Linked DNA regions of Homo sapiens: region 2 is linked to region 1. A link is a contact called in ENCODE Hi-C or POLR2A ChIA-PET data. All regions are on one chromosome and are shown on one strand. Each heading gives the region's core, a stretch centred on a gene start or an enhancer-like site at or near the end of the contact. The rest is flanking DNA. Distances are from core to core; before and after follow the strand shown.

Region 1 (7,177 bases), core at 3,070-5,569:
GTGTGAAAGGATGAATTGTTTTTTAGATACTTTACCCAGAGACCAAACCTTGGAAGAAACCTCTTCCTGTTTGCCTCCTCCATCCTCAAAATTGAAGACCTCCTCCCCACTCCTTTACACACACACACACACACACACACACACACACAGAGAGAGAGAGAGAGAGAGAGAGATACACACAGAGCACCCCACCCCTTATCTGGCAGCAGATAAGAACACAAAAAGCCTGAGCATCTTATCAGCAGGAGACCTGAAACTAGACCAAGAAGACTTTGGGGGTAGGTGGAGTGAGGGAGGGGGGCTGTGTAAGCAAAAGTGTTAAAGCACAAAGAAACAGTGAGAGAATGATAATAGTAAGTTATTGCAAAATGTACTGCCCCATCATCCCCACCCAATTCCTTTTGCTAGGAGGAGCAAAATGCTGGGTTTGGCTGTAAAGGAAGTAAAAGAAATAGTCCTTGATCTTATTTGCATTCAGTTTGAAAATCTAGGTATCAGTACACTAGCACCAAATCTAGTATTCTTTGGGCAATTTCTTTTCGTAGCTAGAGATGACACTACGAAAAATATTAATGTCTATATGAATGAGCAGGGCTGTGCAGTTTAGCACTCGACCACAGTTCTCTATAAATACTGATGCCCACCAGTTGGGAACTATAGTGGTGGGTTTGTTTGTTTGTTTGTTTGTTTTGTGATGGAGTTTTGCTCTTATTGCCCAAGCTGGAGTGCAATGGTACAATCTCGGCTCACCGCAACCTCTGCCTCCCGGGTTCAAGCGATTCTCCTGCCTCAGTCTCCTGAGTAGCTGGGATTACAGGCATGCACCACCATGCCCGGCTAATTTTGTATTTTTAATAGAGACAGGGTTTCTCCATGTTGGTCAGGCTGGTCTCGAACTCCTGACCTCAGGTGATCTACCCGCCTTGGCTTCCCAAAGTGCTGAGATTACAGGCATGAGCCACCACGCCCGGCCAGTGGTGGTTTTTGAAGAGCTTGTTGCTGCTAATAACTTTGCCCCCTTTTTTTGTGCCAGGGGCCATCCAATGGCTACACTCAAATGAATTTACGTTGCCTAGGTTCTTAGCAGTTTTCATGCCCCTGAAGATGTAAAAAAGTGTCAAGATCGGTAAGAACAACGTGAGATCCAGCAGATATTGGCATGCCTGTGATGCTCCAGGCACTGTACTGGGGCAGTTACTATCCCTGGCCTCTCCAGGGAGCTTACAGTCTAGTTTATTTTTGTCTGTTTGGCTGCTAGAAGACAATGTCATAGACTGGGTCACTTATAAACAACAGAAATTTATTTTCCACCGTTCTGGAGGATGGGAAATCCTAGATCAGCGCAGTGACACATTTGGTGTCTGGTGAGGCCCCTCTCTTAGGTTGTAGAGGGCTGACTTTTCAGTGTATTCTCACACAACAGAAGGGGCAAGGCAGCTTTCTGGGTTTTTTTTTTATAAGGGCACTAATCCCATTTATGAGGGCTCTGCCCTCATGACCTGATTACCTCCCAAAGGCCCCACTTTCTAATACCATCACCTTGAGGGTTAAGATTTTGACATGTGAATGTGAGGGGACACAACATTCAGTCTGTAGAATAGTCCAAATAGTTTTATGGAAAATTAATAATTTTATTTTTATTTATTTATTTGAGACACAGGGAGACTCTGTCACCCAGGCTGGAGGGCAGTGGAGCAATCTTGGCTCACTGCAACCTCCACCTCTGGAGTTCAAGCAATTCTCCTGCCTCAGCCTCCCAAATAACTGGGATTACATGCACCTGTCACTATAGCTGGTTAATTTTTGCATTTTTAGTAGAGACAGGGTTTCGCCATATTGGCCAGGCTGGTCTCGAACTCCTGACTTCAGGTGATCTGCCCACCTCAGCCTCCCAAAGTCCTGGGATTACAGGCATGAGCCACTGTGCCTGGCCAAATTAATGATTTTATAACAACCACTATGCAAAAGAAGCAAAGAACATGCTGAGAGCCTATGATGAGATGCTTCACCCCAGTCTGTGCAGTAGGACTGGCTTTTCTGATCAATGGTGTTGTCAGAGGTGTTTGAAACAGAGCAACTTTATGTCGAGTAGGGGCTCGGTAAAATGAGGCTGAGACCTACTGGGCTGCGTTCCCAGATGGTTAAGGCATTCTAAGTCACAGGGTGAGACAGGACGTCAGCACAAGATACAGGTGATAAAGACCTTGCTGATAAAACAGGTTACAGTAAATAAGCTGGCCAAAACCAAGAGGGCGACGAGAGTGACCTCTGGTCGTCCTCACTAATACACTCCCACCAGTGCCATGACAGTTTACAAATGCCATGGCAATGTCAGGAAGTTACCCTATATCGTCTAAAAAGGGGATCCATGAATAATCCACCCCTTGTTTAGCATATCATCAAGAAATAACCATAAAAATGGGCAGCCAGGAACCCTCAGGTCTGCTCTGTCTACGGAGTAGCAATTCTTTATTCCTTCACTTTTCTAATAAACGTGCTTTCACTTTATGGACGTGCCTTGAATTCTTTCTTGTGCGAAACCCAAGAACCCTCTCTTGGATCGGGACCCGTTTCCTGTAATAGTGTGTCAGCTGATATCTACAGAAAGAGGGAGTCAACTAGACTAGAATTGAGTAAAAAGCCTCCTCCACCCCCAGGGGAAACTATGTGGAAACCCCAAGGCAGTTGGGAGCAGGGAAGAAGGAGAGTGGGGAAGGCCAAACGAATGGAGTTGACAGAGGAGGCAGGACAGGTGGGCACCCCAGGCCAGGTAGGACAATCAGCCATGAATATCAGACTCATTCTAGGTGGGAAGCGACTGTAGGGTTGTTTGAGGAGAAGAGGGAATGGTGACTGCTTTGATTTGCATGTTCAAAAGTATAACCATTAGGTTGAAAGAGCAGGATCCCAAATGTGTAGGAGAAATCACTCACCAACTCCTTGATTCAACATTCCAGGGTTATTCCTTCTTTTCTTCTTAGAAAAAATTAGTAGAATACACGTAACTTAAAATTTACCATCTTAACCATGTTTAAGGGAACAGGTCAGTGGCATTAAGTACATTCATATTGTTGTGCGACCATCTTGCAAAATTGAAACTCTCTGCCTATTAAAAACTAACTTCTGATTCCCCACTTCCCCAACCCCTGGTGACCACTTTCTCTCTCCTCTATGAATATGACTCCCCTAGGTACCTCATATTAGTAGAATCACACAGTATTTGCCCTTTCGTGACTGGCTTATTTCACTTAATATAATGTCCTCAAGGTTCATCCATTTTGTAGCATGCATCCGAACTTCCTTTCTTCCTAAGGCTGAATGATATTTCATTGTATGTGTGCCATGTTTTGTGTATCCATTCATCCATCAGTGAACTCTCGAATTGCTTCCACCTTTTGACTATTATGAATAATGCTGCTATGGACATGGGTGTACAGACAGACAAGGCCCTGCCTGCAATTATTTTGTAAATATACCCTCAAAGGCTTTTTCTTGAATCCTGATTCTGGGAATTACACTATACTAAACACTATGGGGGTTTAGAAACCTAACTATGACAGTCTCTGACACCCCAAAGAGACAGGAAAATGCCCCCACCCCTCTCTCTGCAGCTTTCAGTGGAGTAAATAAATAAGTGGTGACTGATGTGATTAAAAAGACAGAACTAGTTAACAGGACTGGGTAAGATGCTTAGGTCAAGTCAATAAAAGATGAAGAACCACTGGAGGGTTTTTGTTTGCTTGCTTGCTTGGTAAATTGGTTGGTTAGTTGGTTGTCTGATTTGTTAAAAAATTAAATTAAGTTAAACATAGAAGCACCTGAACTGAATTAGGCTACAGAAAAATCCCACCAGAGTCCATATGTAGGATGAATTGGAGAAGGAGGGGAAACTGGAGACAGAGGGCCTAGAGAGGAGGCTGTGGTAATAGCCCAGACAAGAAAAAATCAGGGTCTTAAATGACACCGTATCAGTGGCCATGGAAAGAAAGGACTCTTTCTTTGAGGTTAGTGCCCATTTGCGATTGGTTGACCCTGATTTCAGCAAGATCTGGTCTCTGAGCCCACAATGTGCCTCTACCTTCTGGACTGTCAGCCTCTGTCAGAGGTAGAACATTTCTTCCCCTAGGGGATCCTTCCATGAAGAAACATCTCCATCTGCTTCATCTCCTGCTTCCTTGTGACCAAATGAAATCCACCCAGGAGAGCTCTGCATCACACACCAACGGTCTCAGGGCTGTTTCCAGCAGCAGCTTTGAAGGACAGCTTCTCCGAGCAGGAACTCCCACTGGGCAACTCAAGAAGCCTCTAGGCGACTCAGTCCCTTTAGCTATTTTTAGTGTGCCTTTTACATTCAGAAACTGGAAACCTTCTGTACAAACTCATTTTTTTTCTGCTTCCCTCAGGCAGAAAGTTTCAATCTTAAACCTTCATGCTAAATGACACAATGTTTGAGAATTTAGCTTACTTTCTTTCCTCATTGTTACCGCACTATTCATACCTCTAAGTATGCAAAGAGCTCTGAATCTTACAGTTCCGGCTCAAGCAGCAGTCAAATTGCAATGAATGAGGTCTCTAACTGTATTAAGACCATGATGTCAAGCTGGGGGTGGGGTGGGGAGGGTGTGCAAAACTATACAGTCATTGAGGGACACAAACTTCAACCTCCACCTCCACCCCAAACACACTACAAAAAGTAATGCCTTAAGCTTGAACATGAGCACCGTGTAAGAGGTCCTCACGTCCAGAGTTTGTCCTAAAAGATCTTTCTTTCCTTTCCTTTCCTTTCCTTTCTTTTCCTTTCCTTTCCTTTCTTTTCCTTTCCTTTTCTCTTTCTTTCTTTCTCTTTCTTTCTTTTTTCTTTTTCTTTCTTTCTTTCTTTCCTCTCTCTTTTCTTTTCTTGTTTTTTTTTTGTTTTTGTTTTTTTTTTTTTTTTTTGAGATGGAGTCACACTCTGTCACCCAGGCTGGAGTGCAGTGGCATGATCTCAGCTCACTGCAACCTCCTGCTCCCGGGTTCCAGCGATTCCTCTGCCTCAGCCTCCTGAGTAGCTGGGACTACAGGCACCCGCTACCACACCTGGCTAATTTTTGTATTTTTTAAGTAGAGGCAGGGTTTCACCATATTGGCCAGGTTGGTCTTGAACTCCTGGCCTCAGGCGATCCGCCAGCCTAGGCCTCCCAAAGTGCTGGGATTACAGGTGTGAACCACCACACCTGGCCATAAAATTTTATTTTTTAAAGAGCATTCTTTAGGAATAGGATATAACTAGCTTAAAAAAAAATCTACTTTAACATCTTATTTGCTTGGTACTATTAAGAATTCTAGAAGAAATTGAGCCATGTGACAGTAGAAACATTAATGTTTCATGTTCCATTTACTTTTTTTTTTTTTTTTTTTTTTGAGACATGCTGGAGTGCAGTCGCATGATCACAGCTCACTGCAGCCTCGATCTCCTGGGCTCAAGCCATCCACCCACCTCAGCCTCCCTAGTAGCTGGGACTACAAGCATATGCCACCATACCCAGCTGATTTTTTTCTTTTTTTTCATAGACCTGAGGTTTCTCCATGTTGCCTAGGCTGGTCTCAAACTCCTGGACTCAAGCAATTGGCCAGCCTCAGCCTCCCAATCATTTACTTTTTCTTACTTGCAGTACCCACTGCAGAAAGTCAGACTACTAACAAACGTCTATAATTGGCTAATCTCTGAAGTACTGGAAAAACATCCAGAAGAATAGGACATGAAGCTGACAACACGCTTCATGAGGAATATGACATAAACTTATCCCCCCTTGCCCAGTTTTTTACTTTGAAAATTGTCAAACATATGGAAAAGTTCAATGAATAGTACACCATTCAAGGGCACCATACTTCACCTAGATTCACTAGTTGTTTATAGTTTACCAATTTTCCTTCTCTTCCTCCATCTTTCCTCCTATATATGTGATGTATGTGTGAGTATTTACAGACACACACACATTTATATTCATATACGCCAAACCATTTGAAAACAAATTGTAAGCATGATGCCACTTCACCTTGTCACACGAACAGCCTGGCTGCTCACACAAAGCCTGTTCGTGGACTCTCTTCACGTGGACGCGCGTGACACACCTTAAGTGCTTTAATATGTACTCCTAAGAGCAAAAACATTGTCTTTTATAATCCCAGTGCCATTATTACACTCAAGAAACCTAACATTGATATTTTAAGGGACACTTTTTCAAAAAAAAGGTAAAATTATGACTCGTACAGATACTAAAAAAAAAAGTTAAAGATTTATTCAATTCATTAATAATGAGGAAACTGCAAGACGCTACTGCCAGTTCAAAAGATAATCCAAAGAAGACACACATTTATTGATAAGGATACTGAAAGGAATAAGCAAACTGAGGCAAAACTGGCTGCTTCTTGTCTGTGGTCAAGGATTGTTTTGCATTGTTATCCATGATCTACAATTTATTGAGTTGTAAAATAACTCAAAGGCCGTGAAAGGTGCAGAGCCCCTATAGGATCAAAATTAGATAACCCTGAAGGGTGGGTGGGTGGGTTCTAGACCTTTTCCTATAAAGGGCTAGATTGTAAATGTTTTTGGTTTTGCAAGCCATATGGTTTTTGTACAGATACTCAACTGTCAGTGAACATGCAAGTAATCTTAGACAATATGTGAAGGGTGAATGCTGCTGTGTGCCAATAAACTTTATTTACAAACACAGGTGGCCAGCTGGATCTGGCTCACTGGTTGTAGTTTGCCAACCCTGCTCTAAACAATGCATAATTTTCCATTGAAGCATACATTTTACCCTACAGATGCAACAATAAGATGTTGTTACGGGCTGAATTGTGGCTCCCCAAAATTCCTTTGTTAAAGTCCTAACCCCTAGTACCTCTGAATGTAACTGTAGTTGGACATAGGGACATTAAAAGGGTGATTAAGGTAAAATGAGGTCATGTTGGTGGGTCCTAACCCAATATGACCGATGTCCTTATAAGAAGAGAAAATTAGGACTGGGCACAGTGGCTCATTCCTGTAATCTCAGCACTTTGGGAGGCTGAGGCAGAAGGATCACTTGAGCTCAGGAGTTTGAGACCAGCCTGGGCAACATAGTGAGACCCCCATCTCAAAAAAAAAAAAAAAAAAAAGAAGAAGGAGAAGAAGAAGAAACAATGAAGAAAAGAG
Region 2 (7,177 bases), core at 1,389-3,888, 1.3 Mb after region 1:
AAGGTTGCAGTGAACTGAGATCGCGCCACTACACACCAGCCTGGGCGACAGAGCGAGACTCTGTCTCAAAAAATAAAATAAAATGAAATAAAATAAAATAAAATAAAATAATAAATAAATAAATAAAATAAATCATCAGTTCATGTGGCCATGTTCCCTCTCCCTTTCCTTCACATATTATTTCCAATTGTTCAGTAGAGATACTGCCTATTATCACCTTGTAACCACTTTCCCTTCAAGAGACTATCTCTGGCATCTTACCTACCTTTTCTTCGAATTTTAGGAACTCTGTACTCCAATTCTCTATATTCCGGCTTTGTTCCATATTCCTCTTCCTGCTTATTAGTCTGCCAGCTATCATTTACAAAACAACCACTTTGTATCAGACACTAAGAACATAAAGTAATTCCAGTCTCTGCCCTCAAGAAGATTACATTACGGTGGCAAAGGCAAATCAATATATAGGGTACTATGTACTGCTAAGGGGCACTTAACCCAATTTGAGTGGCCAGGGAAGCTTCATGAAGAATAAATTGAAGTTGTACAGGTAAAGGGAGAAAAGAAGGGAAGAAAAGCATTAGAGATGGAAACAGCAGCTCAAGTTGTCACTGAAGAAATTACAGTAAGTTTGGTATCACAACTACAAAATGAGAAACAGGAAAAGTGAGGATGGAGGGAGTGGCTGGCAAAGACCAGATGGTGAAAGGCTTTTGTACACTATGCTAAGAACCTTGGGCTTTAATCTATTGGCTAGTGAGTCTTATCAGAATCACCTATAGAGTTTGTCTAGGCCCCATGATCAGAGAACCTAATCTGCTAAACCCACAGCAAGACCTAAACATCGGTATTTTTAACAAGCTTCATAGGTGATTCTAATGAACAGTCAGGGCTGAGACTCACTGCTACAGGTGACAGGAAGCCCATGAATTATTTTGAACATGTGAGTGGCATGGTCAATCTTGAACACATAGGTCATTCTAGTGGCAATGTGGAAGACACATTTTATGGAGAAAACTCTAGCTGCATGAAAACCAATTTGGAGACTGGCGTCATACTCCAAGCAAATGGTAAGGATATTTTTTTCTAAAGCAACAGTAGAATAATATAATTTTATTAAATATCCAAGAATTAAAATGAGCACAATTTTGGTGATTAATTGGATGGAGAAGTGAGTGGTAAGGGAGGGATCAGGACAACTCTCTGAATACTGGCTTGGTTAACTGGATAAATGGTACTGTCACCTGCGAAGAACACACAAGAAGAACTGAGGCACGTGTGCAGAGTCTGCTGTCAGGGCAAAACCACTCCACACCAGGTGAGCTGAGTCCTCTGTCTATTAGGCCAGTGACTAACTTCTTTACAGTGACTACTGAGACTAAATCCACCATGCCTTTCATTCCAATTTCAGCAATGCTCAAAATGTATACCTTCTCAACAACTATCCTTAACTCCATCTCATGGTTTCCAATACCAGACCGAATAAGGAAATAGCAAGTATAGACTCTCCTGAGAAGGCAGGATTAGAAAAGAAAAACAGAAAATAGAGAGGAGCTGGAGAAGGAGGCATAGGTTAAGGAATTTTTTTTTTCAAGTATTTGTATTTTTTAAAGAATTGGAAGAACCGTATTTTTAGGCTATAAGAAATAAGAGGTGGTGCGGCGTGGCCAGCCATCTCCTATCAGCTCTGATTGTGTGTACTTCTTCCCAGCATCACTGGCACCATGTTGGTAGCTTAAAATCATCATGGTGAGAGTATTTCCATCATGGAAATGGGCAAATGCTACACATTAGGGTCTTTTTTGTTTCTTTCTCCAGGAGAGCCACTTTACTAGCATACCACTGCAGCCAGCACAAGGGAAGATACTGAAGACAGGGGCAAGAGAACGAATGAATGAAGGACAAAATTCATGGAGAAAATAAGTGTGGATTGGATCAAGGGTATAGGTGAAGAGGTTAGGCTGGGGCGGGGAAGCAGGAGGGGACACATCATCCTCTGAGGCTGAGGGAAAGGAGGTAAGGAGAATTGCAGATATAGAAAACAGGTGGAAGGCCAGAAACTGAGGGAGCTCAAGAATGACTGGCTCAATTTTTTCATTCAAGTAATAGGCAAAGTTGTCTGCTTAAAGAAGAGAGTCTAGAGATTGGGGGCTAAAGGCTAAGTAATTTAGAATAATTATTGGAAGAATAGTCAAATGGGGGAAAGTAGTGATGACAGACAAAATAATTTACTGGTTGGCTACTAGCTTAGCAGAGGTGGAAAACCATGAATTTCTGGTGGTATGGATTTTTTCAGCTATTTCAGATTCACCAGCAGGATTCAGCTGCTTGGGTCTAATAATAGACAGTGCAGACTGTTATCACTGATCTGGAAATGGGAGTTTTGGTGGGTGGAGGCAGCAGAAGCATAAGTGAAGGGGACCCAAGGGTATGGGTGGAAGAACAGTCCTTATGGCCAAAAATGAGACACAGACTGGGTAGGAAAAAGAAAGAGGCCAGGAAAATAAATGTTGATAGACAAGCAGAAAATCCAGGCAATCAAGGAAGTGTGGATCTCTACCAGACTGAAGAGTACACAATGTGGGAATGAAGATGTTAGAATTTTTAGATTTCTGAAACAAGCGGTCCCAGATGACAACATCCACAGTGTGGCCCTGCAAGCAGATGTCTAAAGTGAAGTGAAAGTTAAGGTCCTTGCAGTTAAGTAACCATGAAGCTAGTATTTTTGGACAACAGATCATTGTAAGTTCTTAAAATGAAAGCCCTATAATGACAGAGATTTTGTCTGTTGTATTCACTGCTAAATCTCTAGCATCTAGAACAGAACACAGCTAACAGCAGGCATTCGATTCTACTCATTTGCCGAATGAATGGCGTGGCCTCTCTCTCAGGATTTTCATTAGGTTAACTTGTCTAATTAAGCCCCTCGTAGTCAAGTTAGGTCAAAGATAGACTCAAGAGTACTGGTTCCCTGGATTATTTCCTTTACCTTCTGGAAATGAAATGGTCACTAAAGTCAGTCAACAGTGGCTCTGCTTTCATTGAATGAGACTTCCTGCAGACATCTGGATAGTTAACTTTGATATCTTAGCTCTGTTCCAGTTCTGTGATTAATTTCCACAACTTATTATCCACCTAAAAGATTACAGAATTAAGCTATCACCCTCAGTCTTGTGGATTTTCATGCATTTATCTTCTTGACACAGAGAACTACTACACCCGCCCCTCACAGCAAGTCATGACCACATATATTCTTCACTTTTAGGGCAGCTCCTCATATAATGGCATTTTTAGATGCCTTGTCATGTCTGTGTTCTAGACAATGCTACCAAGGACATTACATGTACCACTGAAAATAAAATCTCAAGCTCAACAACAGGGCAAGAAATGGTCCCTAGGTGGCTGAGTTTCCTTTTCAATAAATATCAAATAGCCAGTGGCCACAGTGATAAGAAGGGAAAGGGGTCCATTGTGCTACAGTTCCCTTTTTCATAAATTCATTAATTCCAATATTTATTTATTAAGTAAATATTTTAATAGATATTTATTAATATGCTCCAGCTCATTCTATTTTCACTATTTATGAATCTGTTCTGAATAGTGGGATATACATACAGTAGGCATCATGACAGTAGTGAAATAGGACCCAGAAGCCGCAGATCAGGAATCTAGCAATTACTAGCTAGTCACACAGAGCTGTGTGAAGTTTGGCTGCCTCTTCCATAAACTACCCCACAGAGTTGCTATGTGGAGCCTAAGAAATTATATAACCTCAGTAAACATTGTTGACAAATTTTATAGCTCTATGTAAATGCTCAGTACTAGCTGCACACCTTATGACAGACAGTGCCATCTGAAGGAAGAAAAAGATCACTGCAAGCTTTCCTCAGATCAGTGTGAGGAAAATGATGTTCTGTTTCATAACGCTATTTCCAGGGAAGCACTGAAAAAAAAAATAGGAAGTCCCTGTATTTTCTGCTTTTTCCTTGTCTTGTGGCTTCCACAAGAAAAAAAAGAAGTAAAAGGAAAAAACAACAAAAAAGGTTATAATAATGATATTTATTCTTATAGGTTGATTAGAAAGCATACTTTTTCCTCATCAAACAGTAACACCCAAAAGACTTGTTAGTCTTTCACCAAATGCCAAAAAATCCTGGAAAATTCCCTTTTAAAGTAACACTACGTGCTTGCCTAATTTTCTCAATTCAATAGTATTAGAGAAGTTGCCATTGGAAAGACTTTTTTTCAAAAATGTTATGTGCCAAAGAGGAGACTGTGATAAATCAGGGTTATTTTAAGAATTAGGCAAAATAATGTACAGAATAATAAGTGCCCAATAAATTCTGTTAAATCAAAATCTGCCATGATTTGAAGCAGCCTTCTTGAAAATAAAGGTTAGTTTATATGGATTTAACTATTCTAAATCCCAGCTCTCCAGAGTTTAATATATATTGATAGATTGATTAGCAACTTTCTCAAAGATCTCATATAGTCTTTACAACACATCAGTAAAAATAAAAAATCTTTATGAGAAAAAAAGATAACACCATTTATATCATTTCATAAATGACATGAATAAAGGAATAAACATGAATAACTTAGAATCTTATGTTGTCATAATGGCAGAAATTTTAGATATCATATTCTCTAACCCCACATTCTACAGTTGAGAAAAACTGAGGCCTACAGGTCCAAGGTCACAGAAATGATTAGTCACTGGACTCTACTATCCCAGTTGTCTTGGAGTTACATATGTTTTGGGGGGTAATTAACTAAAACTGAAATAAGCAAGTTTAGAAGATACATAGCCTTTCTTCTTCTGTCGATTAGAAATTAGACAACAGGCAAAGGCGTTTCCCTAACACTAAATACTACCTCTAAATGGTATCCAGAACCTTTACTCAAGTCCACTGGATTGTAATACATACACCTGGAAACAAGATTTTTAAACCTCTCTCTACAAACTTTTTAGACTACAACACAGAACTATATGTCTGAAATGCAGGACACTGGTGGGGGGAAGGGGACCAAAGAGGGGGAGGGGGAAACTGCACTTGTTCAGATTAATATAATTCTCTTTAAAGAATAAGCCAGTTAAAACATATCAGTTGAACTGTACAATATTTAAGCAAGAAAATATCTGTTAATCTAAGCTTTACTGTGTAACTTTTTAGTCAATACTAGATGTGTTAAGCAATAACCATCAGAATGATTCCTAACTAAAGAGAGGAGCTCCTGGGATCATGGCGAAGGGAGGCAGGACTAGATTGCAGCTCTGGACAGAGCAGCATGTGGTGGCTTGCATTGTGAATTTGAGCTCCAGATCCACTGCAAGAACAAACCAGCAATCCCGAGAGGACCCACAGACCCTCTGAAGGAAGCGGATTGCTCCTGCAGGCCCCAGGAGACCCCCAAATACTGTGAGTGCCCCAACTGTGCAAGTGGGAAAGGGAGACCCTCCTCTCCTGAACACACACCCCCACTGGAGAAGCTGAAGGTCTGTTTGCTGGAGAAGTTTCTGACCTTACCTGAGCTGAATCAAGTTAGAGAGCCAAGCCTAGTGAATTACAGGGGTAGAGAATGCAGCAGAAAGGCCCTGGGAGCTCCCTGGGTCCTTAAGTAGCCCATTCCTGCCTGGCACCACAAGGATCCATTGGGAGGGTGGCTAGAGGAGCAGGGGGTAAAACCCCACAGGGAAAGGAATTCTCTAGCCTAACTTTCTAACAATTTGAACGCGGTGAGAAGCCTGCTGGCCAGAACTCCGGGGAGGGTGCAAATCCAGCTCGCAGACTTCACAGGTGGAAGGAAGAACTAAAGCCCTTTTCTTTCGTAGCTGAGAGGTGGATAGCCTCGGGGAAGTTTTCAAGCCCATCTAGCCCTCAGCCTGGAAACAGACTCCCGGCAGTTAGGGGGGACACGGTGGGAGTGAGAGTGGCCCTTCTGTTTGCGTGGGAGCTGGGTGAGGGCTCCGACTGCTGGCTTTCCCCCACTTCCCTGACAACCTTCATGACTCAGCAGAGGCAGCCATAATCCTCCTAAGTACACAACTCCAGTAAACTGGGAATCTCACCCCCAATTCCCCACAGCAGCCCCAGCACGACCCAACCAAGGAGCTGCTGAGCTCATACACACCTAGCCCCACCCCCACCTGATGGTCCTTCCCTATCCACCCTGGTAGCAAAAGACAAAGGGCATTTAATCTTGGGAGTTCTAGGGCCCTGCCCACCGCATATCTTTCTCTGTACTACTACAGCTGATGCTTTCTGGAAAGCGCCACCTCCTGGCAGGAGGCCAACCAGCACAAAAATAGAGCATTAAAACATGGCCAACCAGTACAAAAATAGAGCATTAAACCACCAAAGCTAAGGACCCTCACGGAGTCCACTGCACCCTCCACCACCTGCACCAGAAAAGGCGCTGGTATCCATGGCTGAGAGACCCATAGATGGTTCACATCACAGGACTCTGTGTAGACAACCCCCAGTACCGGCCTGGAGCCAGGGAGACTCGCTGGGTGGCTAGACCCAGAAGAGAGACAACAATCACTGCAGTTCGGCTCACAGGAAGCCACATCCATAGGAAAAGGAGGAGTATACTACATCAAGGGAACACCCCGTGGGACAAAAGAATCTGAACAACAGTCTTCAGCCCTAGACCTTCCCTCTGACAGAGCCTACCCAAATGAGAAGGAACCAGAAAACCAACCCTGGTAATATGACAAAACAAGGCTCTTCAACACCCCCCCAAAATTTCTCTAGTTCACCAGCAATAGATCCAAACCAAGAAGAAATCCCTGATTTACCTGACAAAGAATTCAGGAGGTTAGATATTAAGCTAATCAGGGAGGGACCAGAGAAAGGTGAAGCCCAGTGCAAGGAAATCCAAAAAATGATATAAGAAGTGAAGGGAGAAATATTCAAAGAAATAGATAGCATAAAGAAAAAAAACAATAAAAAATTCAGGAAACTTTGGACACACTTTTAGAAATGCAAAATGCTCTGGAAAGTCTCAGCGATAGAACTAAACAAGTAGAAGAAAGAAATTCAGAGCTCGAAGACAAGGTCTTCGAATTAACCCAATCCAACAAAGACAAAGAAAAAAGAATACGAAAATATGAACAAAGCCTCCAAGAAGTCTGGGATTATGTTAAATGACCACACCTAAGAATAATCAGTGTTCC

What was found. Hi-C counts contacts between places; a loop is a spot of excess contacts on that map. ChIA-PET counts read pairs that join two places held with the same protein, here RNA polymerase II (POLR2A). Pooled maps may share reads with other maps.
Region 2: a pooled map shows a loop between it and region 1 (2.2-fold over the local background). The contact joins two enhancer-like sites. A Hi-C loop is called at or near these places in 1 of 50 pooled maps. POLR2A ChIA-PET finds 5 or more read pairs at or near these places in 2 of 52 experiments (T-cell and activated T-cell).

The regions. Positions count from the first base shown.
Region 1 is chr1:234,491,077-234,498,253 of GRCh38, forward strand. No RefSeq gene overlaps it. Among named protein-coding and RNA genes, the nearest start is that of TARBP1, 15 kb to the left of the region's middle. RefSeq lists an enhancer at 4,059-4,268. Within about 2 kb of position 4,320, at least 10 of the 41 ENCODE cell types and tissues checked have a DNase peak (open chromatin) inside an H3K27ac peak, as active enhancers do.
Region 2 is chr1:235,839,738-235,846,914 of GRCh38, forward strand. The region is part of intron 1 of LYST (lysosomal trafficking regulator); the gene reads right to left. Among named protein-coding and RNA genes, the nearest start is that of MIR1537, 9.7 kb to the right of the region's middle. RefSeq lists an enhancer at 2,365-2,564. Within about 2 kb of position 2,639, at least 4 of the 41 ENCODE cell types and tissues checked have a DNase peak (open chromatin) inside an H3K27ac peak, as active enhancers do.